2 separate regions of the Homo sapiens genome follow, and region 1 is linked to region 2. Evidence: read pairs that join two places in POLR2A ChIA-PET (ENCODE). Cell type or tissue: PC-3. All regions are shown on one strand. Links, peaks and the distances in the headings refer to the core of each region. The heading gives the core; the rest is flanking DNA. Region 1 overlaps PARD3 (par-3 family cell polarity regulator). Region 2 has its middle 35 kb from the start of LINC02635.

The links. Peaks named below come from ENCODE experiments on the same cell type or tissue, not always from the same donor. Only the 100,000 strongest peaks of a DNase experiment are listed, where the experiment ranks them.
Region 1: POLR2A ChIA-PET joins it to region 2 with 19 read pairs; 2 of 35 experiments call an interaction of 5 or more read pairs at or near these places.

The regions. Positions count from the first base shown.
Region 1 is chr10:34,703,364-34,719,696 of GRCh38, reverse strand. The region is part of intron 1 of PARD3 (par-3 family cell polarity regulator); the gene reads left to right. Among named protein-coding and RNA genes, the nearest start is that of PARD3, 100 kb to the left of the region's middle. RefSeq lists a silencer at 2,482-2,621. In PC-3, for the core only: no CTCF peak of the experiment used is centred there; DNase peaks (open chromatin) are centred at 5,636 and 9,076; H3K4me3 peaks cover 1,218 bases; H3K27ac peaks cover 2,320 bases.
Region 2 is chr10:34,929,359-34,945,691 of GRCh38, reverse strand. It overlaps the pseudogene RNU6-193P. Among named protein-coding and RNA genes, the nearest start is that of LINC02635, 35 kb to the left of the region's middle. In PC-3, for the core only: CTCF peaks have their summits at 7,373 and 7,576; a DNase peak (open chromatin) is centred at 7,871.

The DNA.
Region 1 (16,333 bases), core at 4,311-12,310, 230 kb after region 2:
TTTGGAGGGGAGAAGGAAAGAGGGGCATGGTTTGAGGGTTATACTGAAATAATCTGCTTGCTGTATGATATCGAGCAGGTCTAACTAAAAAGGTAGGTGGTGGTTTCTCTTGCATGCATACAAACATGTTTCTGGCCCCAGTTGTCAAACGAGTTTTGTGTTTTCCTTGTCTAGTCTTGTTGACCTGCTATTTATTTTAGTCTTTTGATAAACAGGAAGTGTTGCTGCACTGCACTCAGGAATGTATTAAGTAACTATTAATATTAAACAAGATTGGAGGGATGAGAAGGGATTTAACTTAAAGTAGAGGGAGGATATAAGAAAATGAAATAATCCTTAAAATTTTAGAATTAAAATTTATTTGGGGCCTTTTGAAATGCTTTTTTTCCCTTGAAACCTCAAATTCTGGATTTACATTTGATGTTTCTGTTGGTGGTATATTACATTGCTTTAAGGTTGTTTAGAACAAACGTCACAATTAATGATGACATGAAGGTTAGGATTCGAGCACTAGCTTTTTTCAGACAGGTCTAAAAAGGGCTCTGCCCTAGTCTATCCCTAGCAGAGATGTTACATGTGCCTGGCTCAATTCAACGTATCAGTATATTGTGGGGAGAAAGGATGAATAAGGACAACACCACAAGTTGTGATGGAGTGTATTGTTTCTAGGCTGTTTCCCTGGTTGTTCCAATACACCATGCATTTTTTTAAAATTTATTTTTTATTTTTATTTTTTTTTGAGTCTCGCTCTTGTCCCCCAGGCTTGAGTGCAGTGGCTCAATCTCGGCTCACTGCAACCTGCTCCTTCCGGGTTCAAACAATTCTCCTGCCTCTGCCTCCCAAGTAGCTGGGATTAAGGCACCTGCCACCACGCCCGGCTAATTTTTGTATTTTTTAGTAGAGACAGGGTTTCACCATGTTGGTCAGGCTGGTCTCGAACTCCTGACCTCAGGTGATCCGCCTACCTCGGCCTCCCGAAGTGCTGGGATTACAGGCGTGAGCCACCGTGCCCGGCCAATTTATTTTTATTTTTGAGATAGAGTAGAGTCTTGTCGTGTTGCCCAGGCTGGAGTACAGTGGTGTGATCACAGCTCACTGCATCCTTGGTCTCCTAGGCTCAAGCAATCCTCCAGCCTCAGCCTCTCAGTAGCTGCGACTACAGGCATGCACCACCATGCCTGGCTGATTATGTTGCCTTTTGTGGAGACGTGGTCTCACTTTGTTGCCCAAGCTGGTCTTGAACTCCTGGGTTCAAGCAATCCTCTGGCCTCGGCCTCCCACAGTGCTGGGATTACAGGTGTGAGCCACTGTGCCCAGCCTCACTGTGCATGTTTTGACCTCCTCACCTTTGTCCTAAGATTTCTCCTGATTGAAAATAAATGACCATTTCTTCATGAAGCGTTCTTTGTCTTTAGTGTTTTCTGTATTTTCTCAATTCATGTACTGCTTGGTTGGCAGTTACAATTTCCATAACTGAGTATTGTTAGTGACCTTTTCATATACCTATGGCTTGCCTCCCAAAATTGATTTTTTTTTTTTTTTTTTTTGAGATGGAGTCTCTGTTACCCAGGCTGGAGTGCAGTGGCACCATCTTGGCTCACTGCAGCCTCCTCCTCCCAGGCTCAAGCAATTCACCTGCCTCAGCCTCCCAAGTAGCTGGGATTACAGGCATGCACCACCATGCCCAACTAATTTTTTGTATTTTAGTAGAGACAGGGCTTTACCATGTTGCCCAGGGTGGTCTCGAACTCCTGAGCTCAGACAGTCCACCCATCTCGGCCTCCCAGAGTGCTGGGATTACAGGCGTGAGCCACCACGCTTGGCCCCGAAATTAATATTTAAGTGTTGTAGAACAGGGGTTTTATTATAGATTTGGCTGTACCGCTGTTATTGCATAACACAATTATTTTCAGACTGGGTGTTTGGTTCTTAATTCACTGGTGGTGTGCACCATGCCATCCTGCCATCCCCAGCTGCTGTCAGAGTACATGGTAAATATAGAAATGTGTCCAGTCAGTAGTAGCCACGTGGACGCTCTTCTCCATATTTGACTTTTCTTGCTCTTAGAAGGCTTTTCCAGTAATCTGCGTGGGACCGTGACTTTGCTTGCTTATGGTGTTTCCAGCACCTCCACCAGACTCTCAGGGTTTGGAAAGCTGTTCTGGGTGAATGGTGTCTACAGAACTTTGAACTCTGCGATTGCAGGGGAACATGCTTATAAATGCGTGTTTAATACAGAATGTTGTAGAGGAGATTAGGTACTTTTAATTTTGTATTATGGGTTGTTTTCAAGATCTAATTATGTGTTGGTAGGAATGGCTGTTTTATTTCTACTTGTGGGAAAAAGGCTGCCTGGAGTTTGTTTAATTTTTCTGATATAGCATCATAGACTGGTAGAGCAATATAGGAACCCCAGAGACCATCCAACTCCCTCATTTCTATACAAAAGGACTTGGGTGCCCACAAAGAGGAAATGACTTGTGCAGTTTCAGGCCACTTAACCACAGAGTCATTTTATTGTCCTTTTTGTGGCTACTGATAGATAAGGCTTGCACTCACTAGATGCCCTTGTCATCAAGGCCCAGGTCACCAGCTGCACACAATTTATCTGTATGTCTTTAAAGCAGGGGGGTCCAATCTTTTGGTATCCCCGGGCCACACTGGAAGAAGTGGTGTTATCTTGGACCACACATAAAATACACTAACAATATCTGATGAGGTAAAACAAAAATTGCAAAAAAAAATCTGATATTATTTTGAGAAAGTTTATGAATATGTGTTGGGCCACATTCAAAGCCATCCTGAGGCTGGGTGCAGTGGCTCACACCTGTAATCCCAGCACTTTGGGAGGCCGAGGCAGGTGCATCACCTGAGGTTGGCAGTGCGAGACCAACCTGACCAACATGGAGAAACCCTGTCCCTACTAAAAATACAAAATTAGCCGGGGGTGGTGGCGCATGCCTGTAATCCCAGCTACTCGGGAGGCTGAGGCAGGAGAATCGCTTGAACCCAGGAGGCAGAGGTTGCAGTGAGCCAAGATTGCACCATTGCACTCTAGCCTAGGCAACAAGAGCAAAACTCTGTCTCAAAAAAAAAAAAAAAAAAAAAAAAGAAAAGCCATCCTGGGCCACACGTAGCCCATGGGGCTGCAGGTTGGACAAGCTTGCTTTCAAGCTTCACAACCTACTCTGCTCTTTTGTCCCCTCCTCCCATCTGATAAGTTTATAGTTACAAGTTTTATTGTTGTTTGAGGTAGTCCATTTCACACTTTAATTACTAGTTGTGTAATTATGTTTTGCCTGAGTTCCCATACAGCTAATTTGTTTCCATGCTTCCATGCAGGATTTTATCAGAAACTTTAAAGTATCCTAGGGAATATTACCAGTGCAGACTAGTTGTATTTGTGCTTGATGTATTCTCTGTTTTAATGCATTGTGTTAAACTTCCTTTTTCTGAGACACCATGTACCATAATTTCTTAAATAAACTGAAGGCACACGCATTACATTTCAAATGTCTCATAAGGGAATATAGGAACAGAGAACTAACCATGTATGTAAGGAATTATGAATTTTATGGAATTAATGTATAAAATCTCTTTTATGTGTATTTTATAAGGTGTCTTGGAGCCCGTACTTTAAAATTCTCCTATTTTAAATGGATGTCTGTATTTGAAACTGACCAGATGGCCTAGATAAAGTCTTGAGTCATAATATTAGGGCCTTTCAGAAAAATCTAAGTGCCAGTAGATTTTCAAACAAAATAGGTTAGCAAGGGAATAGAAATTGATCTTTGGCTTGAAATAACCAGTAACAGACTTCAGTGAATGTTTTGTGGTGTGAGGGCTATGTTTAAGAGGGAGCTCTAGTTGATTCGTATGCTAGACCACAGATTCTAGGAGGGTGGGACCCATTCATTGCGATGACCCTGCATCTTGTTCCGTGCCTGCCACATGGTAGATGCTTCGTGAATATTTGTGGAATGAATGCATACTGTGGCCTATGGGACTCACCATGGTGATAAACGGTAAAACATGCACATCTTCAAGACGTCATTTTAAGTGCTTTGGGGGGACTGGGCATAAGATAAAAGTAGGATTGAAGATGGTTGTCTTGCAGAGATACATTTCAGCCAGGAACTGAAATGTGGGTAAGATTTCCGCAAGGGAAGGGGTAGGGATGGCTTTCCAGGAGGTATAGACAAGCAGATAACAAGTTTGAGCAACAGGAAGATCCTGTGGACTTCATGGCTTGTATCTTGTCATATATGAAGGTACATCCCCTGTGTGTATGGCTCAGTCCATGCTCATATTCTTTCCTCAAAGTTGATGCACAGGGCCGGGTGCAGTCCTCAGCACTTTGGGAATCCGAGGCAGGAGGATCACTTGAGTCCAGGAGTTGGAGACCAGCCTGGGCAACACAGCGAGACCTTGTCTCTACAAAAAATTTAAAAATGTGCTGGGCGTGGTGGTGTGTACCTGTAATCTCAGCTACTTGGAAGGCTGAGGCAGGTGGGTTGCTTGAGGCCAGGAGTTCAAGGCTGCAGTGAGCTATGATAGCACCACTGTGCTCCAGCCTGGGTGACAGAGCGAGACCTTGTCTCTTAAAAAAAAAAAAAAAAAGGTTAGGCTAGGTGTGGTGGCTTACGCCTGTAATCCCAGCACTTTGGGAGGCTGAGGTGGGTGTATCATGAGGTCAAGAGATGGAAAGCATCCTGGCCAACATGGTGAGACGCCGTCTCTACAAAAAATACAAAATTAGCTGGCTGTGGTGGTGCGTGCCTATAGTCCCAGCTATTCGGGAGGCTGAGGCAGGAGAATCACTTGAACTCGGGAGGCGGAGGTTGCAGTGAACCAAGAATGCACCACTGCCCTCCAGCCTGGGTGACAGAGTGAGACTCCATCTCCAAAAAAAAAAAAAAAATTTTGATGTGTGTTCTTTGCTTACAAAGATGTCTGTGGTAATGAGACTCAGGAGCACCCTGTGATCTTATGGAAATCTTTTGAAGATACCATCATAGATCCCTCCCTTGGCCAAGAGTAGGAGTATCCTGCAAGGAGATGGGAACTCCACCTCAGACATCAGCAATCCTGAGGAGACATTGGGAACAGGCCCCTCCGTCCTTAGATCACAAGTGGCTGTGATCTAAGCTGTGCCGTGGTATGGCATCCACCCCTTAGGGGCCACACTTAGGATGTTGGGGTGCTGTGGCACTTTAACTTGGACCCCACGCAGTGTGGGGTGTGCTGGATTTAAGTACAGATGCCACGAGGTGCAGTTGGATAACTGTTTGTCCATAGCTCCAAAGAGGAAATCAGAGGTAGGTGCAAGGCCTTCATCAGGGTTCATTTATTCCTAATAATAGTCTACTCTGTTATATTCATGTAGGAGTATTTCTTCTGATGCAGTTGGGTTTCATATAGCCAGGTGTAAGGAATTAATCTTTATGTTGAAGTCATTTGGGAGCCTTTCTTTGTGAAAAATCAGGTCATTTTTGGATTAAGTAATGTGACAGGGAAGTGGGGAGCTACTTCGGGGTCAAGTTTTTGTTTAGGATTCAGAGCCATTTGGAATTTATCATGTTTCAGTGAGGCTTTTCTTTCCAGGTCAGAAAAATTCCTTTTGGTCTGAGTCAACATCTCTTGTTTGCTAGGGAGAAGTAAACAGGAGAGGGTAGATCTTTCTTCTCTTAGGCTGGATGAGTAACCTTAAAGTTCTTCCAGGTTGGTTGTTTTGGATTATTTCTTTTATAAATAGTAGAGAAATATTCAACATTTTAGTTAGTTTTTAAAATACCACCCAATATTATAGTTACCAGGCCTCAGAGGAGGTAACCTCTCCAGAGGAGAGGCAGGAGATCTCTGCCTGGAGATGTCCGTGACCCTATTTTATGTTTATGGGTTGTTTTTGTTTCCTTTTTCTTTTCCTTTTTTGAGACAGGGTCTCTCTTTGTCACCCAGGCTGGAGTGCATTGATGCGATAATAGCTTACTGCAGCCTTGACCTCCTGGGCTCAAGCGATCCTCCTACCTCAGCCTCCTGAGCAGCTGGGACTACAGGTGCAGAACACCACGCCTGACTAATTTTATTTTTAATTTTTTTGGTGGGATTGAGATTTTGCTGTGTTGCCCAGGCTGGTTTTGAACTCCTGGCCTCAAGCAACCCTCCCGCCTTGGCCTCCCAAAGTGTTCTGGGATTACAGGTGTGAGCCACCGCACCTGGCCTGGTTGTTCTTTCTACAGCTTTGAATCTAGCACTGCCTGGAGTATGGAATGGAATGCGTCTTAGATTGTTTATCTGTGATAGGCAAAGTGGTGCAAAGTGTGACTTCTTCATAGTGAAATTAGTCTAGCATATTACCTGGTGGATGATACAGCTTTCACTATTCCATTTTTTTTTCTGTTCTAAGAAGAAAAGGTTTTTATTTTAAAATTTATTTTATTTTTAAAAATAATTTCCACTTTTAATTAATTAATTAATTTATTTTTGAGATGGAGTCTCACTCTGTCACCTAGGCTGGAGTGCAGTGGTGCAATCTCGGCTCACCACAACCTCCACCTCTTAGGTTCAAGTGATTCTCCTGCCTCAGCCTCCCAAGTAGTTGGGATTACAGGTGCCTGCCACCATGCCCGGCTAATTTATTTTTGTATTTTAGTAGAGACGGGGTTTCACCATGTTGGCCAGGCTGGTCTCGAGCTCCTGACTTAAAGCGATCTGCCTGCCTTGGCCTCCCAAAGTGCTGTGATTACAGGCATGAGCCACTGCGCCCGGCCTCAGCTTTTATTTTAGATTCAGGGATACTTGTGCAGGTTTGTTAATGGGTATATTGCATGATGCTGAGGTTTGGGGTACGATTGATTCCATCACCCAGGTAGTGAGCATAGTACCCAATACCTTTTCAACCATCTCCTCACCCTCCCTTCTCCATCTAGTAGTCCCCAGTGTTTATTGTTGCCATCTTTATGTCCATGTGTACCCCCTTAAAAAAGGCCTTTTATCTTGGGTGTTGCGACAGTGTCTCCCTTCCTAATGTGTCACCTTGGCAAACTTCTTGGAAGAATCAGTGTGTCCTAAAGGGAAAATGTGGATTTCCAGGTTAGCGTCTGAGCCTAAGCTATGCTTGACTGTGACATTATGTGGTGTTGATCTCAGGCAAGTCAAGTGTCCTATTCCTTAGTCTCTTCTTCTACAAAATACAGTTGAAAACATTGATCTTGCAGGATTGTCACATGGAAAAGCAGGTGTCATGTCAGAAGTGCTCTGTAATCAGAGTGAGGGTGAAGGAATGGAATGGATTAGGAGGTGGGCGCAGCACCAGGTGCCTGCTTTCATGGTGCTGATGGTTGTGAAGCTTGCAGATACAGATTTGAGTTCTGGAGCAGAATATCCTGTAGCTACGTCCACACTGTGGTTTAGGGACTTAGGCTTGGATTATTCCATATTCACTACCTTCCCTCAGTAAAGCCTTCTGTTTTCTGTCTACCAGTTCATCAGGTAACAATACTACCCACTGTTCGTACCCTTCCACACTCTTAGATCCATCGGGACTAGAGTGAGGAGAACTGGGTTGGCCAAGGTGAGTTTTGGCTTGCCCTCTTTTTTCTGGGGTATGAGTAAGATATTTATCGGGGCTTAAGCTCACTTCTTCTGCCTAAGATTCCTGGCCAGTCACACTGGGGACCCACCTCTGCAGGTGAGGACGAAGGTATTCATATTGCAAGTTGGGTTCGTTTTCATTGCAAGGGAAGAGTGTCTGGATGTCTTCTTTCCCCACATCTGAAATGTTTCCTGGAATGTAAACTAGAATAATCACACAGCATTTCTTGAGCCAGCTCTGAGGGACAGGATAAAGGGTGAATGGGGGCGTTGATCCTGACATGGCCTGGCATGTCCACGCATTTCTTTTGGCAGCTAGGAGAGCATAGGCCTGTGTTTGTTGATTATATTCTCCTAGAAACTCTTGTGTAAGTTCTTTCCTATACCCAATAGGGGTATTATTTTTATTTTTTTCTGGGACACACTAGTTATGCAACACAGTGCTTTGTTTGTTCTATGCTAAAAAAAGCTGAAGATGGCCCCTGCCTTTGGAGACCTTATCTAGAGTAAAAAAATTACCATGCATATACAGGAAATAGGCTATTAAGTGACAAATGTGTTCTAGGTAAATATTTATTTATTTTGAGACAGAGTCTCGCCCTGTGCCCAGGCTGGAGTGCAGTGGCACCGTCTTGGCTCACTGCAGCCTTCACCTCCTGGGTTCAAGGGATTCTTCTGCCTCAGCCTCCCGAGTAGCTGGGATTACAGATGCCCATCACCACGCCCAGCTAGCTTTTTGTATTTTTAGTAGAGGTGGGGTTTCACCATGTTGGCCAGGCTGGTATCAAACTCCTGACCTCAAGTGATCCACCCGTCTTGGCCTCCCAAAGTGCTGGGATTATAGGTGTGAGCCACTGCACCTGGCCTAGGTAAATACTTCAGAGTTGGAGCACATTTCATGGAGGGGGAGTTTTTGTTTTTACTTTTTTTTAGGGGTTTGGGTGTGTTACCCAGGCTGGAGTGTGGCAATGCAATCTTAGTTCATCAGCTGCCTTGAATTTTTGGGCTCAAGTGATCCTCCTGCCTCAGTCTCCGGAATACCTGGGACTACAGGTGTGCACCGTGACACCTGGCTAATTTTTAATTGCTTTATAGAGATGGAGTCTTGCTATGTTGACCAGGCTGGTCTTGAATTCCTGGCATCGAGTGATGCTCCTGCCCTGGCTTCCTGGAGTGCTGAGGTTATGCGTGCCAGTTACTGTGTCCGGCCAAGGGGATGGTTTATAAACTGGATTTGGGAAGATACATACAATTTGGGTAGTTGGAACTCTGGGGGTGAAAGCTTTGCAGATATGTGGAAGAGAATAAACAAAAACATAAGGGTCTCTTCACTTGACCAGTATTTATTGAGCATCTTCTCTGTCTCAGACACTGTTTTGGGTGCTTGGGGTTTATCAGTGAACAGAACAATTGAACATCGAAATACGGTGAGGCAACGCTGAGGCTGGTCACAAACCGGCTTGGGATGAGCTTTGAGTGCTTGGCCAAGAACACTGGATTTTGACTTTTAGAAAGTAGTGAGTCATTGGAAATGACTCATATTACAGGACAGTCACATGATAAAGGGAATATTTTGTGAAGATAAATGTAGCAAGATGTGGCACAGGATTGAAGAGATGGGGTCTAGAAGTGAATTGGACAGTCATTTTATTGGGAACAGGAGAGGAAGAGATGGGAAAGAAAGAAATGTATTCACTAGTTATTTAAGAGGATAAATATTTAAAACTGCACGTATATATTTATTATGGAATGCCAGGAAATATAGACAAGCACTGCCAGTTGTGCATAGCAGTTCTTTTGTCTATGGCTGTAGATAATACATTCTTCAAACTAGGGATGAAACAAAGTCTTATGTAACAGTCGGTGAACAACATTGTGAATTGCTCTGTTGTGTTTAATTGATTGAATGTGTTCAACCTGTTTCCTGTTTTTACGTGTATAGCTAGTTCCCATTCTCTATTGTTATATATTAAAATATCCCATTTAATATATGCATCTTGGCTATGTATCTTCCTCCACATTTTAAATTTCTGGATCAATGGGTATATTTCATTTTAAGCATTTTGATGCGTGGTACCAAATTCTAGCTCCCTGTCCCCCCGCCTCTCCAAAAATGTGTGCAAAATACTCAGGCGCAGTGTGTGAGAATGCTGGCTTCCTGTATTCTCATGAACCCTGGGTCATTAAATTTGTTTAAAATTAATTTGGTTTCCCAATTTGTTATGAAAAACTCAAATAGTAGCTGAGAGAATCATACAAAGCACAGCTGTGTCAGTTGACCTCTGGTTGGGTTTGGCCAGTGGGAGGTTTGGTGGGAGATAGGAGGCCCCGGGATGACATAGCCCCAAAGTAGTTCCCTTCTCCCTCTCTGTTTTGGGCTGTGTCTCTGCAGCAAACAAGTCTCTCCCCAAATTCCAGCTCCTGCCCCTGAGTCCTCCATGGCTCCCACTTCCGCCACCCTGGGCTCTGGTGCTACCTCCCCTTATCCCCTCAGCCCAGGGGTAGTCATAGCTTCCTGCTACTGCTAACCTGTGTGTGGCCCCCGCCTCCACCACCATCCTGGTTTAGAGTCACGACTCTTCTTACAAATCTTTGTACCAGTTCCTTGTATTAACTTCCCTCTCTTTAAAATACTTGAGATGATTTGCATTTTCCTGTTCGCACTCCTAATAATACATATTTATTCCTGCGTGTGTGTATACAGGTGGAGCATCTGTTATCTGAAAATATGAAATGCTCCCAAATTGGAACTTTTTGAGCCCTGACATGATACCACAAGTGGAAAATTCCACACATAAGTACTTAACACAAACTTGGACTTAATACAAACTTGGTTTCGTGTAAAAAATTATTTAAAATATTGTATAAAATTACCTTCTGGTTATGTGTATAAGGCATATTTGAAACATAAATGACTTTTTTTGTTTAAATTTGGGTCCCATCTTCGAGAAATCTCATGTGCATGTAAATATTCCAAAATCTGAAAAAAATGGAAATCTGAAACACTTTTGGTCCCAAGCATTTTGGGTTAGGGGTTCTCACCTGTATGTTTATATGTATATGTACATGTGCACATGTACATATATGTGTACGTGTGTATTTTTTTGCACTATTTGCAGACATGGCACTTTAAATACTTCAGAACACAACTCCTTAGAATAAGGGTGTTTCCTTAAATATCCACAAAGCTATTATCACATGGACAATTAAGAATCATTTCCTAATATTATCTCATATTGAGCTCATATTAAAATTTCCCTCATTGTTCCCAAGATGTCTTCTACAGTGACTTCTTTTTTAAACCCAGCAAGGACCCAAACACCACTCACACCTTGAATTTGGATATTCCTCCTTAATCTTTTTGATCTAGAAAAGTCCCCAGGTTATTTTTTTAATGACATATTTTTAACGTTTTCTCTTGAAAAATTTCTAATGTACACTTTAGTGAAATGCACCACTGATACTTTAGATTCACCAGTTGTTTACATTTGCTACGTTGTTTTTCTATCTCTATAAACATAAAGATACACATTAGTAATAGTATGCATTTTTTTGTCCTGAACCATTTGAGACTAAAGTACAGATATTATAACACTTCTCACCCTTATTACTTAAGCATACATTTCCTCAAAAAATGACTGTTCGTTGTATAACTAGTACAATGATCACATTCAGAAAACTTACCAATGTATCATTCCATTACCTAACTTAATTTGACAAATTTCTTCAGTTGTCCTTTCCTTTTTCATAGTACTTTTTCTTTCCAGATGCAGTATCCACTCCAGGATCATACATTGCACTTAGATATCAGACGAAGTGGACTTTTTTTTTTTTTTCCTTTAAAGATCAGTGCAATTGCGTTGTAAAGACAAGACAAAAAACAAAGAAAAACTCATATTCTGGATTTGTCTGATTGTTTCCTTATGGTATTGTTTACCTTGGTTCTCTATCCCCTGTATTTCCTGTAAAGAAGAAGTGAGGCTATGTTTTGATTAGGTTCAATCAGGAGGATGCTGCTATCAGTAGGAATGAAGAAGGCAGGAAGTTGGTGTTAGAGGGAAGATAAGGAATATAAGCTTTATCTATTTGAAGTAAAATAGGACTCCATAAAAACATTGTCCAGTCATAAGTAATTCCCAAATGGGTATTCTTTTGTTTGTTGCATAAAAATTTCCTGGCAGGCTTTTAAAACAAGCTCCTTGGAGGATTCAGACTGCTCCCAGGGTGAGGTGCAGTGAGAGGTGGATGTTTGAAGTGGGAGTGCTGGGAGGGTTCTGGTCTAAAGATGTGGCGTTAGCAATCCCCTGCACAGAGCCTGGAGTTGAAATAACACTGAGAAAGGACTCTGACAGTGAACACTGAGATTATCTGTATGCTTATAGGAGACAAATATGTGTGTGTGTGTTCATGGTAACCATTTTAAAGATGTAATAGCTAACATCTGTTTGATTTCCGAAGTTTGGATAGAAGCACTAAACCCACGAGTTGTTGGGCTAAAACGTAGTGTATAGAAGAGGCACAAGGTGTTTCAGCTTCCTCTCTGATCTCTTCTCGCCCCTCATTCTGAATCACTGGTTCTCAAACCTCAGTGTGCATCAGAAACACCTGGAGGGCTAGTTTAAATGTATAAATAGGTGGTTGGTCCTTCCTCCAGAGACTTTTTTTTTGGTGGTGTATCCCGCTTGGGATTGGAATTTCCAGTGTATTATCAGGTGATGCTGGCCTGGACTCCCACTTGGAGAACCACCACTTTAAATCATGATGTGATTAGAACATGTAATAGAATTTTTCATGGTGTGGCTTTTCAGACTTGGTTTTAACAGCCAACACTTTTTTTCTTCTTTTCTTTTTTTTTTTTTGAGACAGGGTCTCACTCTGTCACCCAGACTGGAGTGCAGTGGCACGCCACTGCTTACTGCAGCCTTGACCTCCTGGGCTGAAGCGATCATCCCACCTCAGCTTCCCAAGTGGCTCGGACCACAGGTGCGCACTACCACACCTGGCTAATTTTTGTATTTTTAGTATAGATGGGGTTTCACCATGTTGGCCAGGCTGGTCTCAAACTCCTGACCTCAAGTGATCTGACCACCTCAGCCTCCCAAAGTGCTAGGATTACAGGTGTGAGCTACCGAACCCAGCCCTAATTTTTAAAATTTTTTGTGGAGACAGGATCTCACTGTGTTGTCCAGGCTGGTCTCTAACTCCTGGGCTCAAATGATCCTCCTGCCCCACCCTCCCAAAGTGCTGGGATTAGAGGCGTGAGCCACAACACCTGGCCCTTTTTATTAAAATACTTTATGGATCTCGTCTTTTTATTTTAATTAATTAATTTAATTGATTTTTGGGACAAGGTTTCACTTTGTTACCCCAGCTGGAGTGCAGTGGTACAATCGTGGCTCACAGCAGCCTCAACCTTCCAGGCTCAAGTGATCCTCATGCCTCAGCCTCCTGAGTAGCTGGGACTACTGGTACCTGCCACCACGTCCAGCTAAGTTTTTTTGTTTTGTTTTGTTTTCTGTATTTTATAGAGACAGGGTCTTGCCATATTGCCCAGGCTGGTCTAGGCCCTCTGAACTCAAGCAATCTGCCATGGCCTCCCAGAGTGCTGGGATTACAGGTGTGGGCCACCACGCCTGGCCTGGATCTTCTCTTTATGTACTGTATTAACAAATGAAGCTGTTGAGAAGAGGCTGGGAGGAGGGGCTGTGGAAAGAAGACAAGCAACCCTGACGCTTCAGATTGGAAACTGCCAGTGTTAGTCTGAGAAAGGACTTGGGAATAAATCAGCAGACCTGGGCTGGAGTCCTGGCTGCCAGCATTTATGAATTGTGACCTCTTGCCGGCTATTTATGCTCTCTGAGTCTCAGTTCTCTCCTCTGAAAATAGGAATTATAAGCCCTCTTTCCACATGAGATAATGCACATGAATGCATTTTTTAAAATTGTAAAATGCAGTGCAGATCTAACTGGTGGTTACTGCTGTCTCATTCTTGCCTTGGCTGTGTCCTGTGCCAGCGCTGTAGTCTGAGGCCATTCCCTTCATTTCTGTAGAATGGTGGAGGAGTTGAAGGACTTCCATGACTTTGTGTTGGCATGAAAGTCATGTCAGATCTTGGAGGTCATCGATGGGCTGATTTCTCATATTATTGAATAATGTGTGACCCTGTGAGAGATTATGTGCTAGTTCTAATAAGACTAAATGCCAGAAACTTATTTCCTTGAGGTTGGACTTCACCTGGTTTCATGCCTCCATTTTCACTTTTGATTGATGAGATAAATGAAGCTATCCACCTGTCAAGGGAGGCAGCAGGTTTGTGGTTTGCTCTGTCTTGTGTTGTGGTGCTGAGGTTTTGGCATTGGTATTGGGTGTGGTTTGGAGTGGAGAATGGGGGCCGAGCAGTGTACTTAGCATGAGATATTAGTCCCTCCCTTGTGGTGATACAGGTCATTATTTTGTTGTTGAACATCAGCTATGACATCTGACTGTCTGTCTTCTCCCTGTATTGAGAAGGCAACACAAACATTTGTATAATGTTTAGCAGTGTTCCTGTAACAAGATTGAAGATGGGTCCTATGTTTCAGTTTATTGGAAAAGATTGGCTTTTTTTTTTTTTCCTGAGACAGGGTCTGAACTTGTTGCCCAGGCTGGAGTGCAGTGGTATGATCACAGCTTACTGTATTGTCCACCTCCCGGGCTCAAGTGATCCTCCTGCTTTAGCCTCCCCAGTAGCTGGGACTATAGGCACACACCACCATGCCCAGCTAATTAAAAAACCAAAAATAACAACAAGAAAAAACTTATTTGTGAGATGGGGTCCCCCTACATTGGCCAGGCTGGTCTTGAACTCCTGGGCTCAAGCAATCCTCCTGCCTCCACCTCTCAAAAGTGCTGGGATTACAGGCGTGAGCTACTGCACCTGGCCAATCAGCATTTTTAAAAATGAAGCTGATTAAATCAGGAAAAGTCAGAATTGCATGTGTGATATCTATCTTGAAGTGCTAATGATTCATTTTTTTTTTAAGAACAGAACTTCAGAATATATTCTAAAAATGTTTGTTTTTGGCTTAAATAAATTGGAGAGTTACCCAGAGAATCTAGAGAGAAGCATAGTTCCTGCTGATCGTGCTCTTTTGTTGACTTTTTAAAATGAAGTGTTTTAGAAGTCTGAGGGGCATTTTTAAAAACAAAACAAAAAAATGAAATGTTTTCTATTTGTTATATCACTAACTAGGACTTTATTTGTCTTGTTAACTTAACTATCATGTGGCTAATCTGGTTGGTGGATGCTAAACTGTAAACTGTGTGCCATGGTTATTATTTAAAGGACTTTTCAAACTTGTTTCTCTTTAGTCTTTGTGTTTCTCAATGTGACATGTGCACATGATCAGATAGCACTACTAGGATTGTTATGAAAAAGAGCAGAGCCTTCTTTGGGAGAGGTTGCCTTTTCCAACTCTTGCTCCTGGTTCTTTTGATATTTACTTTAATATTTTTATGTAAATTGCTTATCTCGTTTGTTTTTTCTTGTTGTTTGTCATCTATTGAGTTAACATGGAAGGTTTAACCCTATTTCACTACCGTATGTGTGCTATGCCCCCACTCACAGGTAGCCATTTCTAGGATCTCTGTCTCTTTGTGTGTGTTTGTGTCTGCCTTTCTCCTCCCTCTGTCACACTTACTTTTTAGACCACTTTGTTACAAAATATGGTTACAAATTTGATTAAATATTCTAGGTTCACATTATTTTTATTATTAAAGCTACTTACAGCTGAACCATGTATGATACCTTGATCACCTTTTCTTTCCTTCACAACTTTTGTGTTTTTCCTGAAATGAGGAATGTTTTTTCCTTTGGTTGATCTTCTGTACATTTATAACTAATTAGCCTTAGCCTTAGTCAGTTGTTAAAATTGTGTCTTGCTGTGTTTAGTTGCATTGGGTACTCTTTCAGTGCCATTTTGAAGAGGTCACATTTGGGGTGTCTGGACTGGTCACTCTGCTCCAGGTTTGCAGCTGACGTCCTGGAATATGGGATCCACCTTCACCATCGTCCCGGGAGCTGTCTTCTGTGTTATGTCTCCTGTTTTCATATGCTGTGTCATTCTCATTCATGGTTTATTGCCTTATTTTGTTGGAACACATCTTCCACTTACAAAGGGGTAATGTTTTTGGAAACGTTGCATTTCTAAAAAAGGTCTTTTTTCTACCTTCATACTTTACCGGTATTTGGGCAAGAAATGGAATTCTAGGATGGGGGACTATTTCTTGTAGGAGTTTTGAAGTCACTGGTAGATGATTGTCTAGATTCCAGTATTGCTGTGACTCCTTTTCCCTCACTGTGGCCTGTGCTTTATTTTCTGGATGTTCTCCTTCCCTTCCCCCCACCAATCTTCTGTTTTTCTTCTGTGTTCTGATGTGCCTTGGTGTATGTCTGCTTTTATACATTGTGTTGGGGTCTCTATGGAACTTTTTAATGTGGAAACATATGTCATTTTGGGGAATTAAGTTGAAATTGTTTTTGGTTATTTCTCTGTTTTCCCAATTCTCTTTTTCTAGAACTCCTGTTATTCAAGTTGCTTGACTTACTTGACTGGTCTAATTTTATTATTAGCCTTTTTTATCTTCTTTGTCTTTTTTTTTTTTCCAACTTCCTAGGGGAGATATTTTCAACTTCTCTTAATTTTCCTATTGAGCTCTTAGTATTTTGTTTAGTTTTTTTTGGACAGAGTGTCTGTCACAC
Region 2 (16,333 bases), core at 3,723-11,722:
AACCAGCTGAACAGACCTTTCCTCTTGGTCAAGGGTATTCTAAAATTAACTTGAAACACTAATTCAGGCCATGATGGGAATGGGTGGTCGGACATGCCTCCTTCTACCTTTCTCCCTTTGGAATTCAGGTACAACAACCAGCATTAACATTAAAACAGAGAGCTTAAGACTGACCAAACAGACTCTTAGTAGAAATATAATACCAATGTGATAGATAGCAGGCTCTGAAATAAATTGAAGAATTTTACCCTGAAATACATTTCTTCCATGTATTTGGAAGCGGCTCTGCAAAGCTGTCAGTTGGGAAAATCTACATTCTATAGAGATCCTTTTCCCTTTCCAGGTCTTTTTCCTGATCCAGGAGAAATTAACTAAGAGTCTGGCACATTTTTAAGTCTGATAAGAAACATTTCCCATCTATTCTCTCTGAAGCCTCCCACCTGGAGGCTTCATCTGAGTATTAAGAACCTTGGTCTCCACACTGTCTTGTCTTAACCTCAACACTTCCTTCTATAGATTTCAGGTCTTTAGATAAACTCTTTCAACCAATTGCCAATCAGAAAATCTTTGAATCTGCCTATTCTTACCAGAAAAGGATCTGATCCAGATCCTAAGAGAGGGTTCTTGGATCTTGTGCAAGAAAGAACTCAAGACGAATCCATAGAGTAAAGTGAAAGCAAGTGTATTAGAGAAGGAAAGAAACAAGGGCGGGCGCAGAGGCTCACACCTATAATCCCAGCACTTTGGGAGGCCGGGGCGGGCAGATCACTTGAGGTCAGGAGTCAGAGACAAGCCTGCCTAACATAGCAAAACCCCAACTCTACGAAAAACAAAAAGTAGCTGGATATGATGGCTGGTGCCTTTAATCCCAGCTACTTGGGAGGCTCAGGCAGGAGAATCGCTTGAACCGGGGAGGTGGAGGTTGCAGTGAGCGGAGATCGAGCCACTGCACTTCAGTGTGGGGGACAGAGCAAGACTCTGTCTCAAAACAACAACAACAACAACAACAACAACAAAACAATTTCACAGGCAGAGCAGCAGTACAGGCTGCTCAACTGCTTATACTTATTGTTACTTCTTTTTGGGGGAGAGTTTGCGACAGAGTCTTGCTCTGTTGCCCAGGCTGGAGTGCAGTGGCATGATCTTGGCTCACTGCAGCCTTCACCTCCTGGGTTCAAGTGATTCTCCTGCCTCAGCCTCCCGAGTAGCTGAGATTACAGGCGTCCACAACCACGCCCAACTAATTTTCGTATTTTTAGTAGACGCGGAGTTTTGTCATGTTGGCCAAGCTGGTCTTGAACTCCTGACCTCAAGTGATCCTCCTGCCTCAGCCTCTCAAAGTGCTGGGATTACAGGCGTGAGCCACCACACCTGGCCGTTACTTCTTGATTATATACCAAACAAGAGGTGGCTTATTCATGAGTTTTCTGGGAAAGCGGTGGTCATTTCCCGGAACTGAGGACTCCTCCCCTTTTTAGACCATATAGGGTAACTTCCTGATGTTGCCAGGCATTTGTAAATTGTCATGGCGCTGATGGGAGTGTGTTTTAGCATGCTAATGTATTATAATTAGCGTATAATGAGCAGTGAGAAGGAGCGGAGGTCACTTTCATTGCCATCTTGGTTTTGGTGGAGTTTGGCTGACTTCTTTTTTTTTTTTTTAATTTTTATTTTTAATGCAGTGGCGCAATCTCGGCTCACTGCAAGTTCCGCCTCCCAGGTTCACACCATTCTCCTGCCTCAGACTCCTGAGTAGCTGGGACTACAGGCGTCCGCCACCATGCCCGGCTAATTTTCTGTATTTTAGTAGAGATGGGGTTTCACCATGTTAGCCAGGATGGTCTCGATCTCCAGACCCTGTGATCCGCCCCGCCTCAGCCTCCCAAAGTGCTGGGATTACAGGCATGAGCCACCGCACCCGGCCGAGTTTGGCTGACTTCTTAACTGCAACCTGTTTTATCAGCAAAGTCTTTGGGACGTGTGTCTTGTGCTGATCTCCTATTTCATGCTGTGACTTAGAGTATCCTAACCTCCTGGGAATGCAGCCCAGTAGGTCTCAGCCTTATTTTACCCAGCCCGTATTCAAGATGAAATTGCTCTTGTTCAAATGCCTCTGACACTACCCAGGTAAGTGTAATCCAGGTTTCAAAAACCTGGATTCCAGTTGTCCTGCCTTTCCAGATTAAACCAATGTACATCTTACATGTATTGATTGATGTTTTGTGATGTCTCCCTAAAACGTGAAACCAAGCTGTAGCCCGACCAAGTTGGGTGCATATTCTCTTGATCTCCCACAATTGTGTGTTGGGCCATGGTCACTCATATTTGGTTCAGAACAAATCTCTTCAAATATTTTACAGAGTTTGACTCTTTTCATCCATACTATTATATCAGACAATGCAACTCCAGATCCTAATATCCTAACTTAATCAAAAACCAGAATTTTGCCCATTAGTTCAATTACATTTGATACTAAATCCTTTGTCAGATCTACCTACTGTCAGGAAGCCAAATGGATTTGAGATTTGCCTCCTCTCCAGGTTCACGGAGACCTTAGGGCCAAGAGCTGGATGAGAGAGGGAGAATGAAGGCTTAGATAAGAAATGGAATTAACTTAAACATTTTTTCGATTTGAATTTTATATTGCATGTCATCCTTGCTCAGGAGCCATGCTAATCTCTGTATCATTGCAATTTTAATAAATGTGGTGCCGAAGTGAGCATGAAGTTTAACATCTAAAAAAATGTCTGTAGGGCCAGGCGCAGTGGCTCACACCTGTAATCCCAGCATTTTGGGAGGCCGAGGTGGGCAGATCACCTAAGGTCAGGAGTTCGAGACCAGCCTGACCAACATGGAGAAACCCCATCTCTACTAAAAATACGAAATTAGCAGGGTATGGTGGTACATGCCTGTAATCCCAGCTACTTGGGAGGCTGAGGCAGGAGAATAGCTTGAACTAGGGAGGTGGAGTTTGCAGTGAGCCAAGATCGCGCCATTGCACTCCAGCCTGGGCAACAAGAGCGAAACTCCGTCTCAAAAAAACAAAAAACAAAAAACAAACAAACAAACAAACAAAAAAGTCTGTGGTAGACCTGGAGGCACATAATCACTTTTTGGAATACAGTTTGTCACTTTTAATTGAAAATAACTAAATGTCAGTGTGTAACTGAGGATCAGATGTCAAGGTTGGGAGGAGAGCGTCTTCCCTTAAATGCTGTTTGTTGTGACAGAAGCACATGCTATCATTGAAAGCAAACAAAAGAGACAAACAATAACTCTGGGTGTCAATAGTAAACAGTGGCTACTACAGACCTACAGAAATTGGATTTCCTGTTGGCTATGGGATTCCAGTCAAGCAAGGTCCGAAGTCTTTGACATGTACTTGAATGCATTTACAGTAAATGAGATTTAGAAAGCTAATCTTTTCCCAGAGGTAATGCTGCCTAACTATTGTCTGGAGATGCGCAGGGACCATCCCTAGATTCCATTAAGAAGTGGTTTCTTTGGAGGTTGCAGTGAGTCCAGATTGCGCCATTGCACAATACCCTGGGCGACAGAGCAAGGCTCTGTCAAAACAACAAAAAAAGCGACTCCTTAAAATGTACCCACTGCAAAATGAGCCCTGAGTTGTGACTCCTCTGAAATGTTACTGGGGAAGGGAGACTGAATCACAGCTGTGAAAATGTGGTCACAAAGGACAGAGTCAGGGTAAGAGTTTGCCAGGTGACTCCAGTGATGCGCCACGTCAGAGCGGTCACCGGGGCAGGCTGACACACCTCCTCCCACCAGCTAGGCAGGGGTGGGAGCCGGCCCCACAAGGGAGGCTGCTGTCTCACTAGGCTATCGCTTTGATAATAGGTTCCTCTAAGGATATGGGGTTTCCTTTGTTCTGTCTTTATGTTCAATAAGTAACTTTCCCATCTTAATTTGCATTTCCAAGTGAGTTTTCTCACTGGGGAGAGGCTGTGATGACTGGTTGAAACAAGTCGTGTGGTTATACACGGTTATACATGCCTTCCAGGGAGATGAATGCATTTGCACTGGCCACTGTCTACACTCAGTCTTGAGACAGTGTGAATTTGTGGAGCCTGTGTCTGTATGGAACCATCACAGGCTTGGAATGAGACACGTCTGGGCTCCATTCTTAGCCTCCCCACTCACTAATGTGTGATCTTGACCTTGTTGCTTAACACTTCCTCCTGTGTCAAATAGAACTGATAGAGTTTTGCAGAGCTTGGGTGAAAACTGAGAAACTCTAGGCAAAGCACTTGAGATCATGCAATGCAGTAGACACGGGATAAATAGTGCTACTAATAAATGCCACCCAAAGGAAGGCCTCACTCCAAAAATAAATACATAAAATAAAATAAATGGCACAATTGTTCCCCTGAGTGAGCTGAGGGTACAGGCCGCTCCTGGCATTGGAGTGACCCCAGACCTAGGCAGTGACCTCTGAGCCCCTCAAGAACCAGCCCGCCAGCTCCCTGCTGAGTTTATTCAGGTTTGGGGCATCAGATAAAGCTGTGAAGGCAGGAGCCTGGATCTACACCCGGTTCTTCTACGAGCAGGCTCAGTGACTGAGGCAGTGAGATAACCTCCCTGGGCCCCAAGAGTCCCCATCTATGATGTGAAAGGGACTTGGACTAGATTGAATTTCTTTCTTTTTCTTTTTTTTTTTTTTTTTTGAGACAGGACCTGGCTCTGTCACCCTGGCTGGAGTGCAATGGCATGATCACGGTTTCGAACTCCTGGGCTCAAGTGGTCCTTCCACCTCAGTCTCCCAAAGCGCTGGGATTACAGGCATGAGCCAATGTGACCAGCCCCATTTCATGATTTTAGTCAACTTGGCCTCCCGAGAGACAAAGAGAAAAGTATCACAAACCACAAAAGACAAAAGATGGGAGTAGCGGCAGAGGAAAATGTACCAAGTCAAAGACAATAGAATGACTGGTTCCATTTCCTACATGCCCTTTCTCCTCTCCGACTCGTTTTTCTGGATGCTGACTGACGACACCTGTGATTGTTCCCCAGCCTTCAGCGGGGTCAGCTTCAGAGCAGGTGCCCTTGGTGCGGAAGGAAAGGGCCTCTGTGAGGATGGGCAGTGAGTCTGTGCCCAGGGCAGGGCTGCGCCTGGCTGGGAGTGCCTCTGAAGTCAGACAGGAAGCTCCTTTCAAGTCGTCTGCTGAAGAATTTGAAAATGCTTTCCCTGAATGAAAGACAGGTCCCTTAAAAGAAAACATTTTCTGGCATTTAGTGAAAATTTTATAACTGAAGTTTTGTATCAGAAGCAAGATGTAAATGATATAAGATCCTATGGGAAAGACTAAATTCAGTTTCCCTGCTTCACAAAACCCAGGGAAGAGAGTACAATGGTGAGGGCTCAGATGGGTGAGACACTTTGGGAGGCCAAGGTGGGTGGATCACCTGAGGTCAGGAGTTTGAGACCAGCCTGGCCAACATAGTGAAACCCCGTCTCTACTAAAAATACAAAAATTAGCCAGGTGTGCTGGCGGGCGCCTGTAATCCCAGCTGTTCGGGAGGCTGAGGCAGGAGAATCGCTTTAATCTGGGCAGTGGGGGCAGTAAGCCGAGATTATGCCACTGCACTCCAGCCTGGACGACAGAGCAAGATTCTGTCTCAAAAAAAAAAAAGAAAAGGAAAGGAAAAAGGCTGGACGTGGTGACTCACACCTGTAATCTCAGCACTTTGGGAGGCCGAGGTGGGCAGATCACCTGAGGTCAGGAGTTCAAGACCAGCCTAGCCAACATGGTAAAACCCTGTCTCTACTAAAAATACAAAAAATTAGCCGAGCATGGTGGTGGGCACCTGTAATCCCAGCTACTTGGAAGGCTGAGGCAGGAGAATTGCTTGAACCCAGGAGGCAGAGGCTGCAGTGAGCCGAGGTCATATCACTGCACTCCAGCCTGGGCAACAGAGCAAGACTCTGTCAAAAAAAAAAAAAAAATCCCCAGTGGCCATCATGGGGCTACATCCAAGACTCAATTCCCAGTCCTCCTCTTCCTTGACCTCTCTGGGGCTCTTGGCACAGTTGATCACTCCCTCTTCCCTACATAATTATCTTCATTTGGCTGCAGGGACACTGCATACTCAAAGGTTTCTTCCTATGTCCCTGGCTGCTCCTTTTATGTCTCTTGTCCTGTCCTCCTCACCCCAAACTCTGCCTGTCGGGGTGCCTTGGGTCCTTTCCACTTCTGGTTATCTACTCTAGTATCCTGGCCACCAATGAGCTGATGCCTCCCAATTTCATACCTTTAGCCAAGACCTGTCCTTTTAATTCCAAACTTTATAACCAACTGGCTTGATGAACAGATATCTCAAGCCTAACATGTCCGACATGGACCTTTTGCCCTTTCTTTCAAAACTCGCTTCTCACTCGACTTCTCATTTCGGTAAATGGCAAGTCCATCCTTTTGGTTGCTGCTATGGACTAAATTATGTCTCCCATCCCAAATGTATATGTTGAATCCCTGACCCCTCATTTGACCATATTGGAGATAGGGCCTGTAGGGAGGTGATTAAGGTTAAACAAAGTCATAAGGATACAGCCCTGATCCAATAGAACTGGTGTCTTTATAAAAAAAGAAGAGACACCAGAGCTCTCCCTCCACCATGTAAGGACACAGGGGAGAAGGTAGCTGTCTGCAAACCAGGAAGAGAGTCCTAACTAGAAACAGACTATCCTGGCACCTTGGTCTTGGACTTCCCAGCCTCCAGAACTGTGAGAAATAAATTTGTGTTGTTTAAACCATCCAGTCACCATATTTTGTTATGGCAGCCTGAGCTCACTAAAATTGTTGCTATAAATAAAAAAGTAACTGAAGCAGATCTCAATTAATTGGAGGTTTATTTTGCCAAGGTTGAGGATATGCTTGGGAAAAAACACAAATCACAGGAGCATCTGTGATCCGTGCTTTTTCCAAAGAGGTTTTAAGCACTTCAATATTTAAATGGGAAGGAGTGAGCAGGAGGAGAAGGAGGAAAGGAAAAAAAGTGGGGCAGGCCAGATGCGGTAGCTCATGCCTCACATCCCACCACCTGAGGAGGCTAAGGCAGGTGAATTGCTTGAGCCCAGGAATTTGAGACCAGCCTGGGCAACATAGCAACATCCCGTCTCTATAAAAAATTTTAAAATTAGCTGGACATGGTGGCGTGTGCCTGTGGTTTCAGCTACGTGGGAGGCAGAGACAGGAGGATGGCTTGAGCCCAGGAGTTTGAGGTTACAGTGAGCTACGATTGCGCCACTGCACTCCAGCCCCAGCCTGGGTGACATAATGAGACTTTGTTTTTAAAAAAGAAAAAAGAGGCCAGACGTGGTGGCTCATGCCTGCAATTCCAGCACTTTGGGAGGCCAAGGCAGGTGGATCACCTGAGGTCAGGAGTTCAAGACCAGGCTGGTCTTGAAATCCCATCTCTACTAAAAGTACAAAAATTAGCTGGGCGTGATGGTGGGCACCTGTAATCCCAGCTACTCAGGAGGCTGAGGCAGAATCACTTGAACCTGGGAGGTGGAGGTTGCAGTGAGCCTAGATGGCGCCACTGCACTCCAGCCTGGGAGACAAGAGCGAGATCCCGTCTCAAAAAAAAAAAAGAAAAAAAGAAAAGAAAAAAGAAGGAAAAACGTGGATGGATGGAGGATAGGTAATAAGGCAAATAATCATTTACATTCTTGTGAGGCTTTGATTAGTGCTCAGTGAATCTACATTTTACACATGAAAGGAGGGAGCAGAGAAAATGGCAATTATGCATTCATCTCATGCTCAGTAAATCTACATTTTGCATAAGATAAAGTAAGCATGTAAAATTACAGCTTACTATTGCTATCTGTTCAGGGACAAAAGGAAGGCAGTTTTTGCATGACTCACTTCCCAAGCTTAACTTTCCCTTTGGCATAGCCAGTTCAGGGTCCTGAGATCTTGTTTTTTTTTTCCACATTGCCAGGGCCCAAAATGTAGGATCATCCTTGAATCTTCTTTTTCTTTCACATCTTACATTTAAATCCTGTCAAGTCTACGTTCATTCTGATTTTTTCTACTACTTATCACCAACATGATTCAGGCTGCTGTGGTCTTTCTTGGATTACAGCAAACACCTCCTAGCTCAACTCCCAGCTTTGGATTCTACACTCTCAAGCCTGCTCTATTATCAAAACAGCAGCAGAGCAGAGCGGTGCTTTTTTTTAATTTTAATTTTATTTTATTTTTGAGATGGAGTCTCGCTCTGTCACCCAGGCTGGAGTGCAGTGGCGCGATCTTGGTGCTCACTGCAACCTCCGCCTCCCGGGTTCAAGCAATTCTCCTGTCTCAGCCTCCCGAGTAGCTGTGACTACAGGTGCCCGCCACCACGCCCAGCTAATTTTTTGTGTTTTTAGTACAGATGGGGTTTCACCGTGTTAGCCAGGATAGCCTTAATCCCCTGACCTCGTGATCCGCCTGCCTCAGGCTCCCAAAGTGCTGGGATTACAGGTGTGAGCCACCGCGCTCGGCCAGCATTTTTTTTTTTTTTTAAGACAGGGTCTTGCTCTGTTGCCACCGCTAGCATGCAATAACATGATCCCGGCTCACTGCAGCCTCAACCTCCCGGGCTCAAGTGATCCTCCCACCCCAGCCTCCTGAGTAGCTAGGACTACAGGTGCACAACACTACACCCGGCTGATTTTTTAAATTTCTATTTCTGTAGAGGCAGCGTCTCCCTATGTTGCCCAGGCTGATGTCAAACTCTTGGGTTCAAGCGATCTCCCTGCCTCAGCATCCCAAAGTGTTGGGATTATAGGTGCAAGCCACGGAGCCTGGCCCAGAACAGTGCTTTTAATGCTAAAATAGATGGTGTGTTGGCCGGGCGCGGTGGCTCACGCCTGTAATCCCAACACTCTGGGAAGCCAAGGCAGGCGGATCACCTGAGGTCGGGAGTTCAAGACCAGCTTGACCAACATGGAGAAACCATGTATTGCCAAAAATACAAAATTAGCTGGGCATGGTGGCGCATGCCTGTAATCACAGCTACTTGGAAGGCTGAGGCAGGAGAATTGCTTGAACCCGGGAGGCGGAGGTTGCAGTGAGCCGAGATCACGCCATTGCACTCCAGCCTGGGTACTAAGAGTGAAACTCCATCTCAAAAAAAAAAAAAAAGATGGTGTGTCACTTCTGTGTTAGAACACCCTATCTTACCCAGAGAAAAGTCATCCTCTTTGGGAAATGGCCTACAGGGCCTGGTAGGATTTGTCTGTGCTCCCCTCCCCCAGCGTGATCCTGCTTTCCCCACCCCCTCCACTTCCCCAACCACCTCCAACTCCAACTCTCTCACTCCACTCCTGTCATGCGGGCCTTCCAGCTGTTTCATACCCAGATTTGCACGTAGCTGTGTCCCTCCCACCTGGGCTCAAATGTTGTCCTCAGCAAAACCTTATCTGACTACCCCCTACTTGGAATTGCAGCCCCTCCATCCCACCTCACCATCACACACACATGCATGCACGCACGCACACACACACACACACCCGCATGCCCACACAGGCTTCCTCTCCTTTCCCTGTTTTGTTCTTTCCCATAGCACTGATGCCATCTAATATTGTGGTTTGCTTGTTTGTTTATTTCCTACCTGTCTTCTGCCACTAGAAGGTGAAAGCCTTGGTTCAAGGAGGGCAGGGATTGTTCTCTCTCTTTCTCTCTGTCCGTCTCTCTGTTTTTTTTTTTTTTTTTTTTTTTTCAGTCTTGCTTTGTCGCCCAGGCTGCAGTGCAGTGGCACCATCATAGCTGACTGCAGCTTCAACCTCCTGGGTTCATGCCATTCTCCTGCCTCAGCCTCCCAAGTAACTGGGACTACAGACACCATCCACCACACCAGGCTACTTCTAAAATTTTTTGTAGAGATGGGGTCTCACTGCATGGCCCAGGCTGGACTCAAACTCCTGGACTCAAGCAATCTGCCCACTTTGCCTCTCAAAGTGCTGGGATCCCAGGCTTGAGCCACCGCACCCAGCTTCTGTGTATTCATAACTGTACTCCAGGCTGAAAATAGTGTCTTCCACAGAGCAGTGCCCCATAAATATATGTTGAACGAATGGATAAACATCCATTTCTTTAGATTTTATTCAGAAAGCACAGCATTTTGAAATGAAGCATTTTTTAAAATATTGGTTTACCATTACTGTCTTTATTATATTTTATTTTTATAGAGATAGGGTCTCACTCTGTTGTCTGAAGTGCAGTGGCATGATTACAGCTCACTGCAGCCTTGACCTCCCAGGCTCAAGTGATCCTCCCCACTCAGCCTCCTGAGTAGCTGGGACTACAGGCATGTGCCTCTGTGCCCACCTAATTTTTTCTTTTTTCTTTTTTGGTAGAGACAGAGTCTAATTGTTGCCCAGGCTGATTTTGGACTCCTGGCCCCAATCCCTCCCAAAGCGTTTGGATTACAGGTGGGAACATCTACCCTGGCCCACATAACTGTCTTTAAATAAAGACTTTTACCCTTTTTTTTTTTTTTTGAGATGAAGTCTCACTCTGTCACCCAGGCTGGAGTGTAGTGGTGTGATCTTGGCTCACTGCAACCTCCGCCTCCTGGGTTCAAGTGATTCTCCTGCCTCAGCCTCCCAAGTAGCTGGGATTACAGGCGTGTGCCACCACACCTGGCTAATTTTTGTATTATTAGTAGAGATGGGGTTTCACCATGTTGGCCAGGCTGTTCTCAAGCTCCTGACCTTGGGTGATCCACCCGCCTCAGCCTTCCAAAGTGCTAGGATTACAGGCATGAGCCACCATGCCCGGCCAAGACTTTCATTCTTTTTTTTTTTTTTTTTTTTGAGATGCAGTCTTGCTCTGTCGCCCGGGCTGGAGTGCAGTGGCGTGACCTTGGCTAACTGCAACCTCTGCCTCCCAGGTTCAAGCAATTCTTCTGCCTCAGCCTCCCCAGTAGCTGGGACTACAAATGCACACCACCACGCCCGGCTAATTTTTGTATTTTTTGTAGAAACGGGGTTTCACCATATTGGCCAGGCTGGTCTCGAACTCCTGACCTTGTGATTCACTCACCTTGGCCTCCCAAAGTGCTGGGATTACAGGTGTGAGCCAGCGCGCCCGGCCGTTTTTTACTCTAAAAAGCATCATCTCTCTTTTAATTTGCCCCACATCTGGCTGAATCCAGGCAGTTTGAACCACATGATCACCCCGAGCAGCATGCTCTTTATTGTAGACAAAATCGTACAAGGAAAAGAAACTTCTTGAATGCTGTGTTTATAAACCTTAAGGAAAAACAACATTATAGCAGTATTTTTAAAAAAGTAAAGGTTGGGCATATTAAAGGATGCTTTTTAAAACAAATTAGTTGAAACACTTGGGTTTATTTAGAAAGAATTAAGCCTGTTCCCTTCCACCTGTTAACTAAAAACGTTTCTATGGGCCAGGTGTGGTGGCTCATGCCTGTAATCCCAGCACTTTGGGAGGCCAAAGTGGGAGGACATCTTGAGACTAGGAGTTCAAGACCAGCCTGGGCAATATAGCAAGACCCTGTCTCTACAAAATAAAATCTAAGAATTAAAAAAAAAAAAGCCTTCTGTGGGAACATGGGAAGTTTCTATTCATTTGGGATTGAATATCCCTTGGAGAAAAAGTCTGTGGGATTCTGACAGTCTCGGTGGTCTTCTTGGGACTTACCTGTAGAAAAAGGAAACTTAACCCAGAAAAGCAGCGGTTCCATGTGTCCCCAGTGCCCGGAGTGGCCTGCTGAGAGCACATTCCCAGGATGCCTGTAGAAAGCATTCCGGTTCCAAGCCTGCTTCATCTTCCCGCCAACTGCACCCTGATCCCCAGGAGGAAGCCTGACAGCTCTCGGGCTGCAGCCAAGGACTGTTATTAGAACACCATGTTCTAATATCCCCTGCGGAGACCGGAGACCGTGGACAGCTTTTGCTTCAGAATCCTCTCCTTCAGGAAGAGCCTTCTGCAGAACACATCTAAAATTCTAGAAGATCACAAAAAATACTCTTTCTGACAAAGAGGATGGAAGAGCCAGGGGGCTGCCTGACCTTTGGTGAGGGGTATCCTCAACTGGCCCAGTCTGCGGCTGCCATGCATCTATTTGCTCCAGCCCAGAAATTAACCCCAGCTTCTTCTTTTTTTTTTTTTTTTTTTTTTTTTGAGACAGTCTTGTTCTGTCTCCCAGGCTGGAGTGCAGTGGCACAATCTCGGCTCACTGCAACTTCCATCTCCTGGGTTCAAGCGATTCTTGTGCCTCAGCCTCCGAGTAGCTGGGATTACAGGCACCCGCCACCACGCTGGCTAATTTTTGTTTTTAGTAAAGACAGGGTTTCACCATGTTAGCCAGGCTGGCCTCGAACTCCTGGCTTCAGGTGATCCTGGCTTCAGGTGGCCTCCCAAAGTGCTGGGATTACAGACATGAGCCACCGTGCCCAGCTGGCTTCTTCCTTTAAGGCCAGAAAATACAATGCGCTTGTGTGACAAATCCACGCTGCCTCCCAGCCTCTCACTTGGCGGAAAGATGGTTCTGGAGAGGCCGGTCTTTGGGCTCAGCTCCTGCCAGCCCTTGGTTGTGAGGTCTGATGGACTCCAGCTCACCCCGTCAAATGTGCTTCTCTTGATGAATGTCTCTGCTCATTTCTGAACACGTTCTCAAACAGACTGCTGAGTAACTGGTGTGACTTCAACCTTCAATGGCAGCAAAGGAATAAGAGCAGAATATAATGGATGTTTACAGAGCACCTTGAATACAGTCCCCAGACTCCAAAGGTTGCTTTCTGTTTAATGCTATATGACTGTGGGTGGGTGTAAATGAATTGTTTAATTATCTTTTAGTATATCGCTTAATTTTGTCAAAATTGTGACAAAATTGCTACATGCACCTGGTTTTAAAAAGCCAAACAGCTTGGCCGGATGCGGTGGCTCACGGCTGTAATCCCAGCACTTTGGGACGCCGAGGTGGATGGATCAAGAGGTCAGGAGTTCAAGACCAGCCTGGCCAAGATGGTGAAACCCTGTCCCTACTCAAAATGCAAAAATTAGCTGGGCGTGGTAGCAGGCACCTGTAATCCCAGCTACTTGGGAGGCTGCTTGAGCCCGGGAGACAGAGGTTGCAGTGAGCCGAGATCGTGCCACTGCACTCCGGCCTGGGCAGCAGAGCGAGACTCCGTGTCAAAAAAAAAAAAAAATTCCAAACAGGTAGGCCAGGTGTGGTGGGTGGCTCATGCTTGTAATCCCAGCACTTTGGGAGGTTGAGGTGGGACAATTGCTCGAGGCCAGGAATTCGAGACCAGGATGGACAACATAGTGAGACTCTATCTCTGCAAAAAAAAAAAAAAATTAGCTACACGTGATGGCACGTGCCTGTAGTCTCAGCTACTCGGGAGCCTGAAGCAGGAGGATGGCTTGAACCCAGGAACTCAAGGTTACAGTGAGCTATGATCACGCCACTGCACTCCAGCCTGGGGGATAGAGTAAGACCCTGTCTCTACTTTTTTTTTTTTTGAGACGGAGTTAAACTCTTGTTGCCTAGGCTGGAGTGTGCAATGGCGTAATCTTGGCTCACTGCGACCTCCACCTCCCAGGTTCAAATGATTCTCCTGCCTCAGCCTCCCAAGTAGCTGGGATTACGGTCACATACCATCATGCCCAGCTAATTTTTTTTTTTTTTTTTTTTTTTTTTTTTTTAGTAGAAATGGGGTTTCACCAAGTTGACCAGGCTGGTCTCAAACTTCTGCCCTCAGCCCGCCTCAGCCTCCCAAAGTGCTGGGATTACAGGCATGAGCCACTGCACCCAGCCCTCTATTATTATTATTATTATTATTATTTAATCCAAACTGCACAGAAAATCTTCATGAAAAGCAACAGCTCCGGGCTCCACCTCTCTCTACCTCCCTCACCCTCCCTGTCACCTTTCAGCAGGGTACTTTTAATTTTACATAGTCATAATTAACTTCCATGTGTTTCTTCTCTAGAAACACAATAATAATCTGGTGTGTTCTATCTACAGACTTATTCCAAACATTTGAGACAAACAGTGTTCGTTATGCAAATATCAAGGCTTTTTAAGATCTTTTGGTTCTAACTCTCTGAAGGCTGTGTCCTTGGGAGATCACAAAACAAAACTCTGGCACAACCCAGCCGGTTATCTTCCAATCATGCCCTTTGGGTTGGCAGATCCCATCACGTAGACTCTCCATCCTGCACGTATGTAAGTGGCTGGAGACCAGGCTTGTGAGGCACAACACAAAAGTTGTGCAATTACCCGGGAGGTAATTACTGACTGTGTCTTGCTTGCTGCCTTGCAATAAAAATCAGGGAGAAGGACGCCACAGCTCCACCATGTTCAGGTTGCCAGAAGGCACTCAGGGATGTTAGGCTTTAGGACAGGAGAGCCAGCAGAGATGGGAATCCAGGCTGCAGTTCAGCTGTTTGTGCCTGATGTCATTCTGCCACAGCAACAAGAAAACTGAAAACATAAGAACGAGGCCAGGTGCGGTGGCTCACGCCTGTAATCCCAGCACTTTAGGAGGTAGAGGCGGGTGGATCACCTGAGATCAGAAGTTCAAGACCAGCCTGGCCAAATGGTGAAACCTTGTCTCTACTAAAAATACAAAAAATTAGCTGGGCGTGGTGGCGGGCACCTGTAATCTGAGTTACTTGGTAGGCTGAGGCAGGAGAATTGCTTAAACCTGGGAGGTGGAGGTTGCAGTGAGCTGAGGTCATGCCACTGCACTTCAGCATGTGCGAGAGAGTCCAGGAGTTGGAGACCAGCCTGGACAACACAGACTTCATCTCTATTTTAAAAAAAAAGAAAAAAAAGGTTTTTAATTTTTTTTTTTTTTTTTTGAGACGGAGTCTCGCTCTGTCGCCCAGGCTGGAGTACAGTGGCCCAATCTTGGCTCACTGCAACCTCCGCCTCCCCGGTTCAAGCGATTCTCCTGCCTCAGCCTCCTCAGTAGCTGGAATTACAGGCATGCACCACCACGCCCAGCTAATATTTTGCATTTTTAGTGGAGACGGGTTTCTCCATGTTGGCCAGGCTGGTCTCAAACTCCCGACCTCAGCTGATCGGCCCACCTCGGCCTCCCAAAGTGCTGGGACTACAGGTGTGAGCCACTGTGCCTGGCCCATGTCACAGAATACTACTCAGGCATAAAAAATAATGAAATCATGTCTTTTATAGCAAGATGGATGGAACTAGAGGCCATTATTCAGTGAAATGTTCAGTGAAATGACTCAGAAACACGAAGTCAAATATTGCATGTTCTCATTAGTGAGAGCTGGACCATGGGTACCCATGAATAGAATAATAGACATTGGAGACTCAAAAGGTGGGAAAGTAAGAAGAGCTGAGGGTTGATCTACTACTCATGGGTACAATGTTCACTATTCAGGTGATGGGTTCACTAGAAGCCCAGACTTTACCACAGTGCAATATATGCATGTTAAGAAATCTGCACTTGTGACGCCTAAATATCTAACAAAAAATTATTTTCAGAAATAGTACTTTTTGCGGGGCGCGATGGCTCACACCTGTAATCCCAGCACGTTGGGAGGCCGAGGCGGGTGGATCACCTGAGGTCAGGAGTTCAAGACCAGCCCAGCCAATATGGCGAAACCATATCTCTACCAAGAATACAAAAATTAGCTGGGTGTGGTGGCGTGCGCCTGTAATTCCAGCTACCTAGGAGGCTGAGGCAGGAGAATTGCTTGAACCCGGGAGGTGGAGGTTGCAGTGAGCTGAGATCATGCCACTGCACTCCAGCCTGGGTGACAGAGCAAGACTCTGTTTCAAAAAAAAAAAAAAGAGAGATACAGTTGGGCTCAATGCGGTGGCTCACATCTACAATTCCAGCACTTTGGGAGGCCGAGGTAGAAGGATAGATTGAGCCCAGGAGTTTGAGACCAACCTGGGCAACATAGGGAGACCCCACCAAAAGTAAAAGTAAAAAAAGCCGGGCATGGTGGTGCACGCCTATGGTCCCAGCTAATCAGGAGGCTGAGGCAGGAGGATTGCTTGAGCCCAGGAGGTTGAGGCTGCTGTGAGCTGTAATTGCACCTCTGCAGTCCAGCCTGGGCTACAGCACGAGATACTGTCTCTAAAAAAATAAAATAAATAAAAAAAGTACAGTTGGCCCTTGAGCAACGTGAGGGCTGAGCTGGCAACCCCCGTAGTGCTGACTCCCCAAAACCTTAACTACTGATAGCCTGCTGTTGATCAGAAGCCTTACCTGTAACATGAACTGTCAATTACCCATGTTTAGTATAAGTATTCTATACTATATTTATACAATAAAGTAAGCTAGAGAAAAGAAAAGCTTATTGAGAAAATCATAAAG